Linked DNA regions of Mus musculus: region 2 is linked to region 1. Evidence: chromatin loops called from intact Hi-C (ENCODE). Cell type or tissue: gastrocnemius. All regions are shown on one strand. Each heading gives the region's core, and the rest is flanking DNA. Links, peaks and the distances in the headings are about the cores only.

Evidence for each region. A loop is a pair of places that touch in the nucleus more often than their neighbours do. Peaks named below come from ENCODE experiments on the same cell type or tissue, not always from the same donor. Only the 100,000 strongest peaks of a DNase experiment are listed, where the experiment ranks them.
Region 2: it touches region 1 in a loop (2.9-fold over the local background); 1 of 42 quality-filtered maps calls a loop at or near these places.

Annotation. Positions count from the first base shown.
Region 1 is chr11:79,708,410-79,712,793 of GRCm38, reverse strand. Mir193a (microRNA 193a) reads right to left here and starts at 825; the gene lies at 760-825. In gastrocnemius, for the core only: a CTCF peak has its summit at 1,823 (motif pointing left); DNase peaks (open chromatin) are centred at 679, 910, 1,567 and 1,789; H3K4me3 peaks cover 1,896 bases; H3K27ac peaks cover 2,260 bases.
Region 2 is chr11:79,887,604-79,891,987 of GRCm38, reverse strand. No RefSeq gene overlaps it. Among named protein-coding and RNA genes, the nearest start is that of Gm24454, 3.9 kb to the left of the region's middle. In gastrocnemius, for the core only: a CTCF peak has its summit at 2,265 (motif pointing right); no DNase peak of the experiment used is centred there; H3K27ac peaks cover 1,753 bases.

The sequences.
Region 1 (4,384 bases), core at 212-4,211:
CTCTTATATGGTCTTTGTGCAACTTTGTACAAAGTGGTGGACCAACCTAGTTTCTCTGTCTCCAGCCTCCCAGCTTCTAGAAACCTCTCTCATTTCCTAATGCCAGGAAGAAGGGGGCAGGAGGTGCCCTATTGGTCAGCTTGCCCTTCATACACGGAGTTCAAGTCTGCTAAGTGCTCCTAGAACAGTCACACAACACAAAATGACAAAAGGGACCAAGGTCAGGAACTCGAGATTTCAGGGCTTTGTATGGAATTTTGTGTGGGGGTGGGGGTGGTAAGCAAAGTTTTAAGAGCAATAGAACTGGGGGGGGGGGCTTTTTCAGCATAAAACTTGATGGGGGTCAGTAATGGGTTATTAAAGAGGGCAAAAGACTGGTTAGAGAAGTGTCCACAGACTCCACTTAGGACCTGGAGTTGGGCTCCGCATCGAGGCCACCTCCCCAGGAGTAAGTCCAGAAACCAGGCTCTAGCTTCCCCACCCCCAAACTCAAGGTTGGCGCCATACAGCAAGGCAGGCCGGTACAGAAGAAAAACGTCCTTTCTCCCCCACCCCAGGACATTCAAGCACGTTGCGGTTTCTCTGCCGAAGCAAGAGATTCCCCCCAAAACCGCACAGACATCCCGCGGCGCACGCCTTTCCAGTCGCTTCTATCCCGATGGACATGGGAGGGGGGGGCCCAGCCGGAGCGCACGAGGACCAAGAAGGGGCGGGCTGCGGGCGGCGAGGAGAGTGAAGAAAATGCCGGTCCTGGGGACCGAGGACTGGGACTTTGTAGGCCAGTTGAACTGACACTCTCATCTTGCCCGCAAAGACCCAGCTCTCAGCTCCCGTCCGTCTTGGAGTTCCGGATGCCGTGCGTCCCCCGACGACGGGCTGCCCAGGGCATGAGTCCCGCCGCCCGCTCTTGGCTCGAGGACAGTTTCTCAAAGAAGCCACCTGCCCCTCCCGGCCTCGGCCCCGAGGGCTCCAAAACCAGCCCTCGAAGGTTTACACGACGCGCAGCGCACCCTGACCGAGAGGGCAGTCTTGGAGACGCCGGGAGTGAGCGCCCCCGGACGCCCCCCGCCTCATATCCACCCGAGCGCAAGGGCTGCACGCCGAGAAACTTCCCAGCGCCCACACTCCGTGCCCGCGAGGCCCAGCGGTGCGCTGCCCGGTTACCTGCGCTCAGCTCGGCGAGGCGGGACCGAGCCGCGGCGACGCAGGCTGCTTCCTCCCGCACCGCGGCCGCAGCCCGCGCCACGTACCCCAATGTTCCCGCAGCTTCGTGCGCTCCCGGCCGAGGGTCCCCGGCCTCTCGAGACCTGCTCCGGGACCTAGGGATCGCCGCAGGGCCCCCGCCGCGCCCCGGAAGACATGTGCGCTGCTGCGGGGTCCCCGGAAAGTTGCGGGGCTCCTCTCGCTTGCTCTCTCGGCGCTATCTGGCTCCACGTGCTGGTGACACATCAGGAAGGCTGCGCGCCCCGCGGCTCCCGGAGGACCCACACGGCCAGCGCCCGCCCAGCGCAGCCTCCTCGAGCCCAGCGGACCGCGCTCCGCCCCGGTCCGCCCTCCGCCCGCCCCTCACCGGCGCCGCCCCCGGCCGAGACGCCGGCTCACGCTCACAATCTGGGCGGAAAGACCCTGGAGTGGGTTGGGGTGTCCCTCTCCAGAATCGCCCGGGGCAGAGGATCTGAGCCACCCGACTAGACAGTCTCAAGTGCCTTCCACCCAGTCACGCAGCCCTTCCTGCCCCCCGAGCCTCAGTAATTTTCCCCTTTCCTCCTCTGACCGGTCCGATCCGCTGCCGGGGCTTTCTCCCGTGAAGACCGGCGCCGGGAGCCCCCTGCCGGCCACCCTGCTCTCGGGCCGCGCGACTGTCGCGGAGCAGCGCCCTGCAGCACCCTGCAGCGGGCCTCGATCACCCTACCCGCAACCTAGGTCAGACCTGCCATTGAGGGCTTCTTGGCAACCCCAATAGATGATATATTTAAAGTACCCAGTGTAGTTCCCAGGGAGAGAACCTCTTGAAAACCTGGGTTCCTTTAAGGGTGGGACTGAGATGCTGCGATACAGATGGGAGTAACCGAAAACTGTAGAGGTGAAAGCCTAACCCGCTACCGGTTTCTCTCTTACCTCTCTGCCGGCGTACAAAGGGTTAATTGGATGTGTACCATCCTTAGGCTTCTACCAAAATAAATCAGCGGAAGATTGATTCCAGGGGCCCTAGAGAAGCCCAAATAACCACCGAGACTGAGTTCCCTAACTATCTTCAGGTGGAATCTTGCAATCATTTACTTAAAATACCGTGACATTGGCTACGTTCCTATCTCCTCTTTCCTGGCCCCACTATCCAATGCACGCTTTAAATCCTGTGGCGGGGCTGAGCGCTTGTGACACTCAGATTCCCCGATTAGGACAGACAGATGCGCTGAGGCAGGTGCTCAAAAGACAACAGCTCTGAAAAAGCTTGAGGGCAGAAGGCTCCATGCCCTTAAAGGAGATGGGTGCAGGCTTCAGGCTTCTGTAATCCCTACTATTTCAGAGCCCGGGGCAGAAAGGAGGATGCCCTGGTGAGGATACCCTGGCGTGGCCCGTGATGCTGCCTTTTATTGATGTCTGACAGACCCTTTGGATCTGTGAGATTCAGGAGCCTAGAGGAGCCAGTGTCCTGGAGGGATAAAAGAACAGGGATGTAATGGGTTTACCCAGACACCGAATCCGGAGAAACCCTCCAGAGGTTAAGATTTGCTACTTGGCACCTCCTCCTGCTATCCCCTGCCCACATCAAAGGACATGGCTGGGGGAGGGGGGCTAATCCCATCAATGGAATCAAAGGTGGTCAAGAAAGGAAATTCTGCAAATTTGGGGTAGCCACAGGCAGGTTGCAAGGCCACATTACACTAGAGAAGGACGGTTACTAGGGCTCTGGCCTTCTCCTTACATGACAAATGCCTCCTCTCCGTCACTAGCTAGTCCATAAACAGACAGAATCCCTTGCTTCTTGGGGTGGCCCTGTAGGGAAGATGAGCACAGGCACTGGTCAAGCCAGACAGTGGGACTGGTCCTGCCTCCAGGGCCAGAAAGGGACCCAGCGAAAGGAAGGATTCCTGAAAGGTTGTCACAGTCTATTGGCTCCATCTTGCAAGGGCTCCTGATGCCCCAGCACATCCCAAGGCAAATGCTAATGTGGGCTACAGATAGGAAGGAGCATTTCCCAAACCTTGATAGGTTATTAAAAACAAAAAAACAAAAAAACAAAAAAAAAACACTTTAGAGTGTTAGTAAAAAAAACAGCAGCTAACAGTTTAAAATCTAATTGTTTTAAGTATTGCTGTCACCTGGTGTTCAGAGAGAACAAAGAGTTACAAAGAACCTATAGCCATGGGCAGCATGGGGTTCACACACCCCTCATATATAGCAGTTTACCTTGATGTCTTCTCTTAGCCCAGATAATTTTATGAGGGAGGAACACCAGGGAGGGGCCGTTTACTGCAGGAAACGTCCCTAGGATCACTAGGTTTGTCTACGGGTGGAACCTTCTTCACTCCCCACCGCCCACGAAGACGTCCACAGGTGATTCCCTCCCCGTGGGCTTCAGTTCCCACATTGGCAAGGTGAGAGGTATTCCCCTCTGTGACTTCTCCCAGCTTGCCCGGACCCAGCTGCGGAAAGGGGAAGGACATTAGCACTGACTGCTACTTGATTTTGATGACCTTTGTCTATACAATGTCACTGTTGACCTGGGCACAGGAGTCTCTGAATGACTTTCTGTGGGCAGAGTAAGTGTTTGGAAGGTCCCAACGTCCTTGGTTGAGGGCCAAGCCTTTGGCCAGAGTTCTACAAGCCTCTTTTTTTGCTCTGCCATTTAGGATAGATTTATTTATTTACTTATTTTAATGGCATTGGGAATGGAACCAAGGGTCTCACTCTGGGTAGGCAAGTACTCTAGCACTGAGCTGTATCTTCGACCCTTAAAACATTTTTTTGAGACAAGGGTCTAAGTAAATTCCGTAGGCTGGCTTTGAGTATCTTTCTGTAGCTCAGGTAGTCGTGAACATTTAATCTTCCTGCTTCAGCTTCCTGAGTAACTGGAATTTCAAGCCTGTGCCACTAGGTCTCCTGTAGGTCTGGTTTGATTGACGTCTTTATTAAGCCTCCTCCCCCAGCCCCTGTGTGTATGTGCACGCACGTGCGTGTGCATGTGTGTGTGTGTGTGTGTGGTGTGTCAGTCATTGTGACCTATTACTTTTTAGGAAGGGTATACAACTATGCAACTATGCACAAGACTATCCTCTATCAGAGCTACCTGGTCTAAATCTAGCTCACATTCAGTGATTTGGGGGTGGGGGGGACAGGGGAGGGAGGCTTTGCCCAATCCACACCAGCCCCCACTCTTCCC
Region 2 (4,384 bases), core at 64-4,063, 180 kb before region 1:
ATTATAACGATTAGCCACTTAGGCAGAAGGCAGTATGGGAAAAAGTAACATGAGGCTGTCAACTTGACACAAGCTAGGGACATTTGGAAAGAGGAAACCTCGGGAGAGAAAAATGCCTCCATCAGACTGGCCTGTGGGAACGGCTGCTTTTTTGCTGACTGATGCAGGAAGGCCCAGCTCAGCTCTGGGCAGGAGGTCCTGGGCTATGTAGGAAAGCAGGCTGAGCAAAGCTGTGGGCAGGGGTGGGGTGGGGTGGGGAGGGAATGAGCCAGGAGCAGCTCCCTCCGTAGCCTCTGCTACTGTTCCTGCCTTGAGTTCCCTTCATGATGAACTGTGAGCTGAGCTGTGAGCTGACATAAACCCTTCCCTCCCCAAGCTGCCTTTGGTCAGCGTTTTATCCCAATAACAGAAAGCACCACGCTAGGACAGAGGGCTTGGAAGCTCACAGGAAAGGAAAACTCCGGCAAACCTTCTGTGCTCTACTCTGAGTCAATACCAAGCTCGCTCTTGCTCACAGTGTCTTTAATGCAGTTTGAAGAAAGTCCTGCATGCCTCTGACTGACACATGTTAGGAACTAAAGGTCTAATGCTCCAGTCCCTGCCCTCGGAAGCTTAAGTCTAAAGAGGATTCACAACATCCTCTTTTGGCTGAGGCATCCCTGGGCTGTGCGATCGATCTTAGTCCAGAAAGTGACCACTGATGAGAAAATTAAGTTCTGCAATAAAACCCACAGCCTATTCTTTTTGTCTTAACGTTGTATGTGGCTACATCAGAAGTCTGTAACTGCTTCACGCTAAGGAAACAGTGCTAAGCTGCAAGGCCTTGTGTCTCTCTCCCAGAAGAGGAAGCCAAGGCAGAAGGAGAGAGGAGGCCCAGGCTCCAGGCAGTGGTCCTGGGATCCAGCTCAGGCCCAGGTCAACCTGATCTAAAGCTAGTAATAGCATTACTGTATTTCTTATTTGGAAGCAATTTGTTGAGTCAGCAAATTGAGTAATTTTTTGTTATTCAAACATATGACTATACATAGAGTGAGAGAGCAAGAGAAAGAGAGAGAGAGAGAATGAAAGATTGAAAATTTATTTTTATTTATGTGAGTCAGGTCCAAAGTACAGTTCCCTTCCTCAAATCCTGGTGGTTAGACAAACGCCAGTATGCCTCAGGAACTACCAAGGGAGCCAGTTTCCTGGCACAAGGGGCAAATGGTATCTGTGGTGCCCATTAGCACATCAAAGCACATGCTGGCATCCAGGCTTCCTTGGTATCACCAGAACCTGCTGCACATTTCTGAGTCCATCCTGGCTCTTCTCACCCTGCCCTTTACCTCAGACTTCTCCAGCTCACGGCCTCCCCTCCCCAGCTTCTTGTTCTTTTTCCATTCTCGCTATTTTGATCCTGTGCTCTTTTTTTTGTCTTCCTCTCAGTTCTCTCTTACACACTCTCTTGGTCTTCCTCTGTCAAAGTTTCTACTCCTGCACAAAACATCATGACCAAGAAGCAGGTTGGGAAGGAAGCTTCCGAATAAGAAATACAGTAATGCTATTACTGGCTTTAGATCAGGTTGACCCGGACCTGAGCTGGATCCCAGGACCACTGCCTGGTGCCTAGGCCTCCTCTCTCCTTCTGCCTTGGCTTCCTCTTCTGGGAGAGAGACACAAGACACACTTCCACACTGCTGTTTGTCACTAAAGGAAGTCAGGACTGGAACTCACACAGGGCAGGAACTTGGAGGCAGGAGCTGATGCAGAGGCCATGGAGGGATGCTGCTTACTGACTTACTTCGCCTGGCTTACTCAGCTTGCTTTCTTATAGAACCCAGGACTTCCAGCCCAGGGATGGCACTGCCCACAATAGCCTGGCCCCTCCCCCCTTGATCACTAATTGAGAAAATGCCTTACAGCTGGAGCTCATGGAGACCTTTCCTCAAGGGAGGCCCCCTTCTCTGTGATAACTCCAGCTTGTGTCAAGTTGTCACACAAGATCAGCCAGTACAGTCTCCTTTGTCCACACGCTTTGTCTTTCTCTCTCTCACACACACCGCCACTCCCCATGGCCATACCCAGTCTGCTGGCCATGTTTTTCTATTGTGTTTCTTTCCCTGCTCTGGACTCCTCAGATCCCTTTGGCTCCACACTCCCTCATATATACAACAGAAACCTTCCACTTTATCTTGGACGGGTCATGGACAGTGTGTATGCCTATGTATATGGGTATATCTCTGGGTGTGTATGCTGTGAGCATGTGGGAGCCTGAGGAAGCCAGAAGAGGGCATCAGACTCCCAGGAGCTGGAATTATAGGCAGTTATGAGCTGGCCAAGTAGGGTAGATGCTGAATTCCCGTTCTCTGGAAGAGCAGAAAGTACTCTTTAACCACGGAGCCATCTCTCCAGCCTATAAAAGCTGATTTAAAATATCCATTACATAATTTTCTAATTAAAAATAAAATATTATTATTATATCATCTAAATTTTGGAATATAAAGAAAAACAGAAAGAAAAAGTTATTGTACTGTATGTCACAATGTATGTACAGTATGAGTGTACTGACTGTCAGTTAATTATGAAATGTTTAATTGCATTTCCCTTGAGTTCAGGGCATGGTGATCGATCCAGGTGAAGAATAGAATAGCATTTAGTAAACTTAGGACTTATAAAGGTTGGACCGATTGGAGATGGAGGTGATTGTAACATGGAGGTCAAAGCCTACAATACCACAAATGGGCAGGAGGTGGTGGGAGCAACGTGGAGCCATAGAAGAGTGGTGCTCGGCCCTCCTTCCAGGATGAGAGCCTCTGGATGAAGCATCTTAGCAGCCTCTAGTTGACCAAGGCTGTGGGAGCTCTGCATCTTATCTCAGCCCTGACCCTGCTCCCCCAACCCCACCCCTTTCCTTCCACAGGATCAGATCTAGTGTGCTTTCTCTCCTGGGTCCCACTTTGCACCTCCCCCTTTTTTTCCTTTTCCATTTTTTTCAAGACAGAGTTTCACTGGGCAGCCCCAGTTGTCCTGGAACTCATTCTGTAGATCAGGCTGGCCTTAAACATATAGAGATCCCCTCTGCATCAGCCTCCCAAGTTCTGGGACTAACCATGTGCGCGGCCACTTCCCTGCACTCCCCCCTCCTTTGTTTTTGACATCACTGTCCTCAATAGATCTTCCACTACTGATGCCTGCTTGGCCTCTGCTTCCCAGAGGCCCCAGTGGCTGCCAGTGAGATGCTCTGCATTTCTAAGTTTTAAAGTTATCTTTAAGAAGTTAGTACCACTGGCCGTGGTGGCGCATGCCTTTAATCCCAGCACTTGGGAGGCAGAGGCAGGTGCATTTCTGAGTTTGAGGCCAGCCTGGTCCACAAAGTGAGTTCCAGGACAGCCAGGGCTATACAGAGAAACACTATTTCAAAAAAAAAAAAAGTTAGTAAGTTTCTCTCTTCTTCTTTCCTTCCTTGTTTCTCTCTCCTTCTTTCCTTCCGTTTTTTCTTTTGACAGGGTTTCAGATATTTCAGGTTGACCTTGAACTCAGTTCCCACTTTAATTTGGGGAGTTCTGGGATTACAGGCACACATGACTTCTTCATGCAGCATTTGGGATTGAGCCCAGGGCTCCATGCCTGCTAGGGCAAGCACTCTATCAACTGAGCTATGTCCCAAACAGTGTTAGAATTTTATATCTAACAATATCTAACAGACTATCACTTTTGACTTTAATACACAGCATAAATGTTATTCTAAGAACTGTGTTTTCATGGGATTTTACTTACACACTATACATTTGAAGATTTCTTAACTGAGTATAAAAATGTTTTAAGAAGTACCACAATGGTAGGGATAGAATCCCAGCACTTGGGAGGCCGAGGCAGGAGGATGGGAAGAGTTTGATGTCAGCCTGGTCTATAGATGAGACTCTGCTTGAGTGAAAGGAAGGAGGGAGGGAGGGAAGGAAGGAAGGAAGGAAAGAAGGAAGAAAGATGGACAGAAGGACTCTGGGGAGCCATAGAAGAAAGAAACTCTGAGAAGAGAGGGAAGATTGGATATGGAAGAGGCCACATCAAGGCAAGAAGCCTTTCAATAGCAGAGATGGGCAGATACACAGGGAAAGCAGAGGGGCCCCTGGGAGCCCCGTGGCTGCTGTCTAGACCTTGTACAAGCAGTCGATAAAGTCCGAATCATGTGGGAAGTCACAGTAATGCAGTAAAAATGCGTTAGTGCTGAGTGTCCTGCCATGCCAGCTAGTGCAAATCACACACTGAACACATAAAATAAATATATGAAACTAGCGTCCTCTGGAGCTGTGACTCCAGCCACTGCAGGAGCTTTTAGGGGTTGCTAATAAAATACTAATGTGTTTTGGCTATCCGACTTCATATCCAAAATGGCAATACACTGTTTGCA